Regions from separate parts of the Homo sapiens genome. Here region 2 is linked to region 1. Evidence: read pairs that join two places in POLR2A ChIA-PET (ENCODE). Cell type or tissue: OCI-LY7. All regions are shown on one strand. Each heading gives the region's core, and the rest is flanking DNA. Links, peaks and the distances in the headings are about the cores only.

Region 1 (5,380 bases), core at 56-5,055:
TAAAATCAGAGGACCAAGTCGTGGGGGAGGGGGGCGGTGTTGAGGAGAGGTATTTTTAAAGATCTGGCAACTTTTCAGGATTATTTGTGGAGAACTCTAAGGTTAAGATCAGGAAATAAAAGACTGTGTGTGTGTGTGTGTGTGCGTGTGTGTGTTCAAGTGCCTAAATCTTGTTTACCTATCACTTTAAAAAAATAATTGAAGTGTAAGCTAAATAAAATGCTTGGAGTTTTGCCTGGGCTAGTGAGAGTTGGTGCAAATTCTTGTGTGTGTTTGCATAGGAAGGTGAGATGACCATCTACTAAAGAGGAAGTAGCTAAATACAGATCTGTGGGTGTTTTTAAAAAAACTCAACCTATCTGGTGTTTTATTTTAATGGATAAAAATGTAATTTTTCTAAGGTAGCAACTTATTTCCAAATTAATATAGATGAAAAATAGATACCAATTAGACTAAATTGAAAGCTTTTTGTTCTATATTTGCATAGCCTTTGAAATATTTCTTAGTGCCTAGGAGGTCTGGGGATTCCTCTTTCGTGGTGGTCACTAACCTTACTTGATGCAGATAAAATCACTTGTCAATGCAAAATGTGTTAGAACTTGATAAAGCTTTGAGTTTGAGAAATAAAGGTATATTTAAAATTTAAATAAAACTTGTCATTTATGCTCATTGATTTGTTTCTTCTCAATGATGAATTTTAGGTTTTAGGAAACATTGAATAGAAATAGGAAGCTGTCAACATCAGCCTTGGATGCTTCTCTGAAGGACAGATGCTTTTTTGAGGGGGGAGGGCTGTGTGGTTACCTTGGAGACCACAAATCCCTTAATATTTGGGCTCTTTTTCAAGGTGCCCAGCTAACTTAAACTAGGCTTCGTTGTTGACCACAGCCTTTCAGCTAATACCCACGGCAGGTGTAGTCTTGCAGTTCGCCTTTGCTGGCACCTTGTTTAATTCAGTCCCTTTAGCTCCTAGCCCACTTCAACAACAACAAAGAAAACAACTTCAGCCATACATGTACAACTACTGTAGTTTCTTCACATTTTTAAAGAAGTATAGAAGTGAACAAGTGATACTTGGAGTGGTTGATAGATGTTTGAAGGGTATAAAGAGATGCTGTAGACTTTGGTTAGCAACCTTCCTCCTCATTCCTTTGATCTAATTCACAACAACCCCTGCCCACCCCAAGTCTTGCCCCTTCCGTGGCCTCCCTTCTTTGTGGAATTTCTTTGAAATCCTATGGCATTCTCCTAACTGTCCTCATGAAACTTATGTCTTTGGCTGTGTAAAATCCTTCATCCCCTTGCCTCCACCTGTCCCTGCTCCTCCTCAAACCTTTCAGCCAAGGATGTGCATGCTCTGGAGTCTGGTAGGTGTGGAGTCCTTCCAATCACTTCTTTGGCATGTTTACTCAATAAGTAACCCTCACTCCTCTTAAGCCCTGACTGCCAGCTCACACTCTCCATGTTGCCTCTTCACTCCTCCCTTCATTCTGCCCATCCACATCCATGTCAGTGGCCTCTTTAGCTTTATGATGGACTACCTCTGTTCTAGTCATCTACTCACATCGGTTAGACACTGTCTGGATCTAGAACTGTTCATGAAGGCTGGGGTGACATTCTTCTCTTTTCACTACAAGAATTGGGATCATTGAAGAGCAATTTTCTGATCTTATGCTTGCCCATCAGCCATCCCCACGATCTTCTTCCTCCCCATTTTTACTGCGTGTACCTTCTGAAATGTTCCTTGACTCTGCCCTCTTGGTTGCCTTCAGCTCTTGCTTGGGCTATTTCATGAGTCTTGTCTCTATTTTTCTTGACTCTGTCAAGGGCTTTTTCTAAAACAGATGTGCCTGGGCCCCTCCCATACATTAAAACCTGTGTAAGACCCTACTGTGCAAGAGCAGATGTCAGACTCAACATGTCTGTGCAAGAGCAGATGTCTGGAGCTAGCTAGCCCCAGTCTACCTTCCTATCCTTTGACCTACTATACTAAGCTGGCCTACTTGGAGTTCTGGAGCACACAGCTTCTTCCGTGCACGTGACCCCACAGCAGGCTTCTAAAATCTCAGCTAATCCTCACCTCCTCTGGCTTACCAGGCCCTATGTCTGCCACCTCCCCCTTCCTGCTTTTTCTATTCGTGTTCTTACTGGGTTGCATCAGCTCTTCACCCACATTGTGAACACCTGCGTGCTTCATTCTCTGCCCACTTTTCACATAACTGGCATAGATTTGGTGCTTCAAATGTTGAACTGGATGGGTTTTCCCTGGAGGACTTGTCCTTGGGCCATTAGCCACTTAGAGGCTGAATCCTGGATATTTACCTGAATGTGTTGTAATGCCTCATTTTGGTGCCAGAAACCATTTCAGTCCCCTTGTCCAGACCAATATTTATACGCAGGACAACTTGTGTGGGATGTGCTGGTGCCCAGCTTCCTGGAATGAGTAGTCATGTCCCGGACACTAACACAATTGAACACAAGCTCTTGGCCCCTGAGCAAGGTCAGTACTAAGGGTTGCAGTCTTCACGCTCAGCAGTATTATTTCAAACTCCCCACCCACCCAGTCCTCCTGGCAGACCTATCCTTCTGGTGTTTTAGTAGAATTCCTCTCATGCCATCCCCAAGTGTTCATTCCTCAGCCTTGGAATGAAGCTCCCGTCGTTGCCACCCGGGACCTCTAGGGTTCCAGAAGTACACTTCTAAACGAGCGGGGATTCTTTTTCTCCTTCACTGTCCGAGTAGTCGCCTGGGCGGGATAGTAATGCGCTTGGTTGTAATCTGGGGTTAGTATCAGCTGGAAGATGCTGAGAGCATCAGCAGGACCTGTGGGGGTTTTCCATATGACCTCTGAGCAGCCAGAGCCTCAGTGTGATGGTGCCATTCTGCCACCTTACCTTGGCCTGGAGCCTCATCCTCTCCAGAGGCCTTCAGCTCCGTATGCACTTATGGCAGGTGGAGTCAGAGGCAAGTCAGGGGTGGTGCCCAGACTGGGCTGAGTGGTCTACCCCTGCTCCCTGCCTAAAAGCTGAGTCAAGCGACTTCCTGTCCGAAGTGACGGCATTGGACCTGGGGCCACGGTGCTGGTTTCCTGCCTCCTGGCCCTGTGCCTTCTGCAACACGGGACTGTGTCCTTCCCTGGGGATAAATGCTACCTAGAAGCATGTGCTGCCCTGGCGGTGAGCCACTCCTCAGTACTCTGACTGTCATCACTCTCTCAAGCAGGTTTCTGTCAGTGCCGCCCAGAATCTAGGGAGCTGGAGCCTGTCGGGAGGCTTGGTTTCATACCATTCCTCACCCAGCTCAGAGCAACGCAGGCTACCTGTTCTGGCCATGACTGGATCACAGGTCTCCCAGCTCAGGGCATTTTCACCACAGCAGGCCATCCCAGGGCCACCTTTTACTTAGGAAGTTTCCGAAAATGGGAAATGTCCCTAAGGGAAAGGCATGAGAAGCTGGAGTCGCTGCCTTTCTTTCGGGTGCTTCCCTGGAAAAAAGGTATCCGAGGCTATAGTGTTCGAGAGAGAGAGAGATGGAGACGGGCAGCACCACAGCAACTTTGGCCAGGCTGTTTTCAGCCATTTCAATCCATCCCTTCCATATGGATAGTAAATGAGGTTTTTCTCAAGAGGCCTGTTGGGAACTAAACCCATGAGAAAATGGAATGAGAACTCCTCACTTTAGACTAAGGCTTTAGGTTGACCAAGTACACATTGCATATACATAGCTTGCAGGTCTCAGAAACGTGAGCTAGGTAGCAGTGTTTCCACTGTACACAGGAGCCAGAGGCTCAGTGCGCCTCTGAGTTGCCCAGGGTTACGTATCTTGTAAGAGACAGAGCCCATGCACAAAGATTTGACTGCAAAGCCTGGTTCCCCCACTATTACAACACTGAAAACACTCTGTAAACTATAACTCACCCTGCAAATATTAGTTTTTATGTCAGCCCCCTCTCAAGGGCCTAAGAGGTGTTGAGTTGCCTGGTAATAGATCCGTTTCCACTTATCCAGGAAAGGAATTCCTTGGACAAACCAGCAGCTTTCCTCAGACAACCCTCCCTTTGTGAATCAGGTGTGGGGGGACCCATTGCAGGCTCGTTAACATGTTTGGGGAATGCTCATGGAGCACCAGGTCCCATGCTAAGCATTAGCATTTAATCTTCCAAAAAGTCTGAGATAGGATGATTAGGTTTACAGGTGAGGAAACCTAAACGTCATACAGCTGCTGCAGCCAGCACCTGGCTCTGGGGTGTCTGACTCCCAGGCTCCAGCTGTCAGTTCTTTTACAGTATGCTATTTTGTCTTTGTCCTGCATTTTACAGGGTGGCACATGGAAGAGGCACGGGAGAGCAAATATCCTGCCTTCCAACAGAAGCCTTTCAAGAGGAATGAGGAGGAGGACAAAGCCACTGATTAAATTGATTAGTTAAAATTAAAAATTAAGCCAACTGATGAAGTTAAAATAGGGTGCCTATTGTGGTTGGCATGGCATTTTAAATTAGAATTGAAATGGAAACAGCATCACAGTTTCCCCCACACCTTATCCAGGCAGCCATGTACTATGGGGGTATTTAAACTACCTGCAGGCTGGAGAGGAGGGCGGGGGAGTGCAGGAGGGCTTTTGCAGAAGTCAGGAAACCAGCTCACCTGCAATGCTGAAACAATGAAACCAAGAAGGGAGGGGAGTCAGAAAACTAATAGCACAACCCTAAGCAGTTCCTGGAGTCAAACACCTGTGGTTTTTCATGCACTAAATATAGTGGAAGTTGGGTCATCTTATCCTTAAATAAACACTACAGCTAGCAAAGACTTTTTTGAAAAGAATCTTTACATTGGCTCAGGTAAGCGGGAGCCTGGGAGAAGCAGCGCTTGGGTGGCTGTGAATGGTCTGCGGCAGCCTCTGGTCCTCATATCCCCTGCTATCTCAGGATCCCACACAAAACATTCCTCTGTGGTTTTTTCCCTGCTCTTAAGTCAACTGCATGTACCTTGTTGTCCCTGTGCCCTTCATCCCCTCCCCCTACCGTGAGAGATCAGTTTCCTTGGCCTTCACCTGATCTGACCAGGAACAGCAGGAGAGGTGCTCCCTCTCTCTCTCTAGCTCTGGCAAAAGAGGCAGCTTTTCAGCAGGCTTATTTTCCATCCTACTTTAGATATTACTGAAAGGAAATGAACTCTTCTTTGACTTTGCCTTTTGAATTTTGGATGCTGCTGAATCGGGCACAGTCCCTCCTTTAGGAAACATTAAACCAGAGGCTTGTGGCCAGGTTTCTGGCTTGCTGTTTGAGTGGCAGTTTGGTGCCCAGTAGGGTTCAAGGGATTCAAAGTGAGGAGCCCTTTACAGACAGGCAGTGGGGCAGAAGAGCTGGAGCTTTGGAGCTGGA
Region 2 (5,380 bases), core at 202-5,201, 1.3 Mb before region 1:
GGCATGGAAAGATAAGTAACTCTCCAAGTCATACAGTGGGAAAAGGTGGAGTCAGGTGGAATTTCAACCCAGGAGGCTTCTTTTCAGAGCCTGTGCTGTTAACTGCTATCTTATACTGCCTCCCATATATAAGTACAGTCATATGTCACTTAACGCTGGGGATACATTCTGAGAAATGTGTACTGAAGCAATTTAGTCCTTGAACAAACATCATAGAGTGTACTTACACAAACATAGATGGTATATATGTTTTTATTTATATATGTTTTCATATGGAAAACCAAATGTCCCAGCACAATTGCTGAATATCAGTCATTTCCCCTGCTTGAGCTGCAATGCCAGTATCAAGTCCCATATATCAGATTTCTACATATGCTCCCTTATAATCTTATGGGACCATCATATATATATATATATATATATATATGTGTGTGTGTGTGTGTGTGTGTGTGTGTGTATATGTATATATGTGTATATATATACATATATGTATATATATACACACACACACACATATATATATATAGTGCATGACTGTATAATAAAATGACACTGGACTTTAGGAGGCTGAGGCAAGCAGATTGCCTGAGCTCAGGAGTTTCAGACCAGCCTGGGCAACATGGCAAAACCCCGTTTCTACTAAAATACAAAAGAAATTAGCTGGGCATGGTGGCACGCCTGTAATCCCAACTACTCGGGAGGCTGAGGCAGGAGAATTGCTTGAGCCCAGGAGGCAGAGGTTGCAGTGAGCTGAGATGGTGCCACTGCGCACTAGTCTGGTGACAGAGCGAGACTCAGTCTCTACATAAAAAAAAAAAGATATTGGAAGGCTTATATAAACAATTAGGTTTATTATCAAAAGATAAGCATTTAGCCTACACACTCCAGCCAGAAGAGTCCAATACAAACAAATAGCTCACTATGTTGGCACCCTGGAAGAGAGCCTCATTAGTCCCCAGCACCAATGGATAATGTCTCAGTTCTTGGTGTTTCCTGACCAGTCTCTTCCTATTGCTTCTCCTGAACCACCATCACGCTCTGGCCTTTCCTTCTGCTGAAATTCAGTGACTTTCAATACCTATTCACATTGCTCTTCCTGCCTGACTGCCAGGAAGCCTTCTCAAACTCCAAGGCTGGCCTGCCTTTCCACTTTGCTCTGGCCCTTAGAACACCCTGAGCTTCCCTCTGTCCCAGGAGAACCCCTTTACTCCTGGATCTGTTTCCTGTCATATGCACCTCAAGGGCTGTACTGCGTTTTCCTCATCTTTGTATCATCAGGATTTCATGAGGCCCACATTTAAGTTTCTCAAGTAGTAAGTCTCTAAAAATTGCTAGACAATGGCATCTTGGATTGAATCCAGGAACAGATGAAGGACATTCTTGTGGAAAAACAGGTAAAATCTGAATAAAATCTGAAGTTTAGTTAATAGTATTGTGCCAGCATTGATCTCCTAGTTTTGATAAATGTACCATAGTTATGTAAGTTGTTAACATTAGAGGAAGCTGAATGAAGAGTATATGAAAACTTTCTGTATCATCTTTGCAACGTTTCTGTCAATCTACAACTATTTTGAAATAAAAAGTTCAAAAGTCCATCATTAGACAGCTTTGTAGCACAGTGGTTAAGGCCATCTTTTTGGAGTCAGGCAGACCTAAGTCACCTACTACACGTACTGTGTGGTCTGAGGCAAAGCAAAGCATACAGTATCTCCCAACCTCATTGTTAAATGGCCTGACACAGTAGAAACATTCAGTAATTGGTAATTGCTTTTGTTAAAATAAATGTTATATTCATAATAATATAGTATTATTTCTATAATAATTTAGCGAGGATATGGTCTGATCTTTCTTTTTTAAACTTAGCTCACACTGCACACCAGCATCCCACATCTGCCTCTCTGCTCAACAGATAGCATTCTCAATGTGCTAGGCTCTATTCCGACACTGGAAGTACAACAGTGAACAAAGCACAAAAAATCCCTGCTGTAAACAGCTTACCTTCTAGTGGAAAGAGACAGGCAATAGACATAAAATTTATAATACACTGGTTCTCAAAGTGAGTTCCCAGACCAGCAGCATCAGAATCACCTGGGAACTTTTTAGAAATGCAAATTCTTGGGCCTAACCCTAGATCTACTGAATCAGAAATCTGGGGATGGGCTCAGCAGACTGTTTTAATAAGCCCTCTAGGTGATTCTGATAAGTACTCAGGTTTAAGAAACACTGATACAGTGTCAGTGATAATCACTATTTTGGAGAGAACTAAAGCAGGAAATGGGTGGAGTGCTGGGGTGAGGAGACAGATTGTGGCTTTCAACAGGGTGATCAGAAAAGCCTTACTTCAAAGGTAACACCTGCTTGAAAACATCAAGATGAGGAAGTGGGCCTCCAAAATATCAAGGGAAGAGTGTTTCTGGGAAAGGAATATCAAACGCAAAGGCACTGAGTCAGGAGCAGGCCTGAGCTGTTCAAAGAAGAGCAGCTGTCCTGGGAGAGGTGGTGGGGCTCCAGGTTGCGTAGGGACTGGTAAGCCATTGCCCAAGAGTGTGACAGTCACACAGTCAATCATGGTTCTGCCAAAAACACTCTGCCTTTTCCTGTATGGCTCCAGGCCCTCCTCTACCCCCAAATCCACCCACCCTGCCTACCCTTCGTGGCTCTAGCCAGTTCCTTCTCTTCCTTGGGCTTCTCCATCCCCAACTTCTGATAAATAATTTGATAAATAGTTTGCTTGTTTTTGCCCTGTTGGACTGCTTAGTCTGAAAGAGAAACTCAGTCTTTTCCCTTCTTTCTTCACACTGCCTATCACAATGCCTGTGCATTGTGTCTGCCCCATAAATATTTACTAAGCTTCTCTTAAGGTGCCAGGATAGAAACCAACACATATTGGCACACAATAAACATTATTAATGCTGCCAATAATTTTGAAATTTCCTCTGTCACAGGGCACACAGGTTCATTCTCAAAGCCAAAGTATTTTGGATTCAGTTGAAGGATTAACCCAGAGTGTGACTTACAACCGGGAGAGGCACTCCCTATTCCCAGCTGCTCTCCCTTTGTGCCTGAATAGTTCTGGTTGGCTACAGCTCTGAGTATTGACAAAGAGCATCATCAATGTACTGCTAACCTTGGGCCAAAATACACCAAGCAGACAGGTAGCATGAAAAAAAAAAAATGGGTATTATGATCAGTCAGAGCTGGGTTTGAATTCAAGCCCAACCACCCATAGGGGATCTTACCCTTTTTTTTTTTTTTTTTCTAATATTGTAAATCCCTTTAGCAACTGAGATTGAAGCGTATGGACCATTTCCCAGTATGAGGCTTTTAAATGCATAAAATAAAGTGTATAAGATTACAGAGTAGATAATTTTTATTGAGATATAATAATGTTAAAAGCTATCAGAACACTTATAAAAATTGTGCTATAGTAATATTTCTACCTCATTATTGGTGCATTAAGTAATAAGATTTAGAGGCAGGTTTAATAAGTACCAAAATGTTGATGTAATACTGAGTGTAAATGATATTTCAAGATACTTAGAGTGTATGATGTTGTTAGAGGTAGGTGGAAGAAAAAAAGATTTTTTTCATCTTGTATCATCCTGAATTCTCTGCAAAGACCTGTTAATAACCCCATATTATAACTTGGGACAAACTACTTTGCTTCTCTAAGTTTCAATATCCTTACCTGTAAAATGATGCTCAATAGATGGCAGGTATTATTATTATTATTTTCAGCAGCAGTGTTAGTAGTTAAGGATACCCCATAAATATCCTGTAACATACTCTGTGTCACTTCTTGGTTATTAGCAGGGTCAGTTCTGTAAGTTGACTCAGTAGGAGGTCATCCTTTTGAGGATTTTTACTCCCCAAATGTCCCATATTGGCCTGAAATTTTATCTTTAGAAAAGAATGCATAGCTTTGGTAATGAAAGACTTTCAATTGCAAGAGACCCCTAATAAAAAATAAGAATTCCTGACAATCACCCTAAACCCTAGTCACACCCCACATAGTCCTAAGTTGGAAAGTGAAATATTTGCTAACCCAGGAGAAAAGATGAATGGCTTTAAAATAAAAAAGATGATATATACTTGGGACAATCTGCCCCCAATTCACTCTTTTCCCAGAGGACACTTTAAGGAGATGTAATTGTTTGCCAAACAAGATCATACCTTGTCTATAGTCATGGTCTCAAAGAGGATTTTCCTAAAGTTCAGTGGTGTATTTGGTTATAATTTGCCTGTGCCTATATAACCCATATATACCAGTTCATTCTTCAACTAAATTCCATCTTAAAATCATATCTTGACTATCTCTAAGTGACATTAAGTTGGTTTTCAAGCACTTGAGAGAAAAGTCCTTTCCTGAGGACCACCATTCCAAAATTGCTCTCTTCATGCTCCATGCAGTTTCTTCAAGCTGTGTGATACAATGCCCCCCAAACTTCAGTGTGCCTCAGAATCACCTGGAGAAACCATTCAGATTGCTGGAGGAACCCACAGAGATTCTCATTCAGAGGCCTGGGAGAAGGCCTGAAAATTTGCATTTTTAATAAGCTCCCTGGTTTCTTTACCTCTATGAGCCCAGTTTCCTTATTATTAAACCAGGATAATGATACCTTTTTTACAGGATTAATGAGCAGATGAGAAAAAGATAAGATATGTAAATATATTCAAAATACTAAGTCCCCAGCAGAAATGCAATAACTATTAATTCCCATGATGGGACATCGTTAGAGAGAGAAGGGGATATGTCAGAGAAAGCATTAAAGAGGACACGAGAGCAGTCTTGAAGCAATGGAAATTAGTAAAAGAGAAGAAAGCGAAGGGTGTTCCCAGAATTTAAAAAAACAAAACAAAACCGTATGCAGAGGCTGTGTGTACAAAAAAAAATAGCTAACTCAGAAAGCTGCCAAAGCTACCCTTGGCTGAAGCAAGTGCATGGATCATATGAACATACTCAGGGTCTTGATGACAAGGGCCCTTTGTGCCATGCTAAAAAGTTTCAATTCAATTCTGAAGGAGATAGGAATGGTTGACGTTTTTTAAACAGGTCAGTAACATGAAATGGGGACAAAGGAAGAGGAAGGGCTCTAGGCTGATGCCTAAGTTTCTGTCTTGAGTTTACATGTATGTGATGATGATGATGATGCAACCCACCAGAAGAAGTGCCACAGAAGAAAAACCTAGTTGGGGAAGAAGGTAATGAGTTAAATTCTCGATGTCTAATTCAAGGCACCTAGAAGACACCCACATAGAGCTAACAAGGGGTAGTGAGACATGTGAATCTATATGTCTTAGAGAAATCTTGAAGCCTGAGTCTAGAAGACCTCAGCATATAGGTGGAAGTTACATCCACAGGAATAGATGAAATCGCCCA

The links. Peaks named below come from ENCODE experiments on the same cell type or tissue, not always from the same donor. Only the 100,000 strongest peaks of a DNase experiment are listed, where the experiment ranks them.
Region 2: POLR2A ChIA-PET joins it to region 1 with 6 read pairs; 1 of 35 experiments calls an interaction of 5 or more read pairs at or near these places.

What each region holds. Positions count from the first base shown.
Region 1 is chr1:117,627,721-117,633,100 of GRCh38, forward strand. TENT5C (terminal nucleotidyltransferase 5C) reads left to right here. Exons shown (of 2, transcript NM_017709.4): 2 at 1-669. Among named protein-coding and RNA genes, the nearest start is that of TENT5C, 24 kb to the left of the region's middle. RefSeq lists enhancers at 2,588-3,138, 3,139-3,689. In OCI-LY7, for the core only: CTCF peaks have their summits at 3,735 and 3,955; DNase peaks (open chromatin) are centred at 291, 2,101, 3,791, 4,711 and 1 weaker place; H3K4me3 peaks cover 2,592 bases; H3K27ac peaks cover 4,411 bases.
Region 2 is chr1:116,323,707-116,329,086 of GRCh38, forward strand. All of the region lies in intron 2 of LOC105378920 (a long non-coding RNA gene), which reads right to left. Among named protein-coding and RNA genes, the nearest start is that of ATP1A1, 47 kb to the right of the region's middle. In OCI-LY7, for the core only: no CTCF peak of the experiment used is centred there; a DNase peak (open chromatin) is centred at 2,315; H3K4me3 peaks cover 1,966 bases; H3K27ac peaks cover 3,907 bases.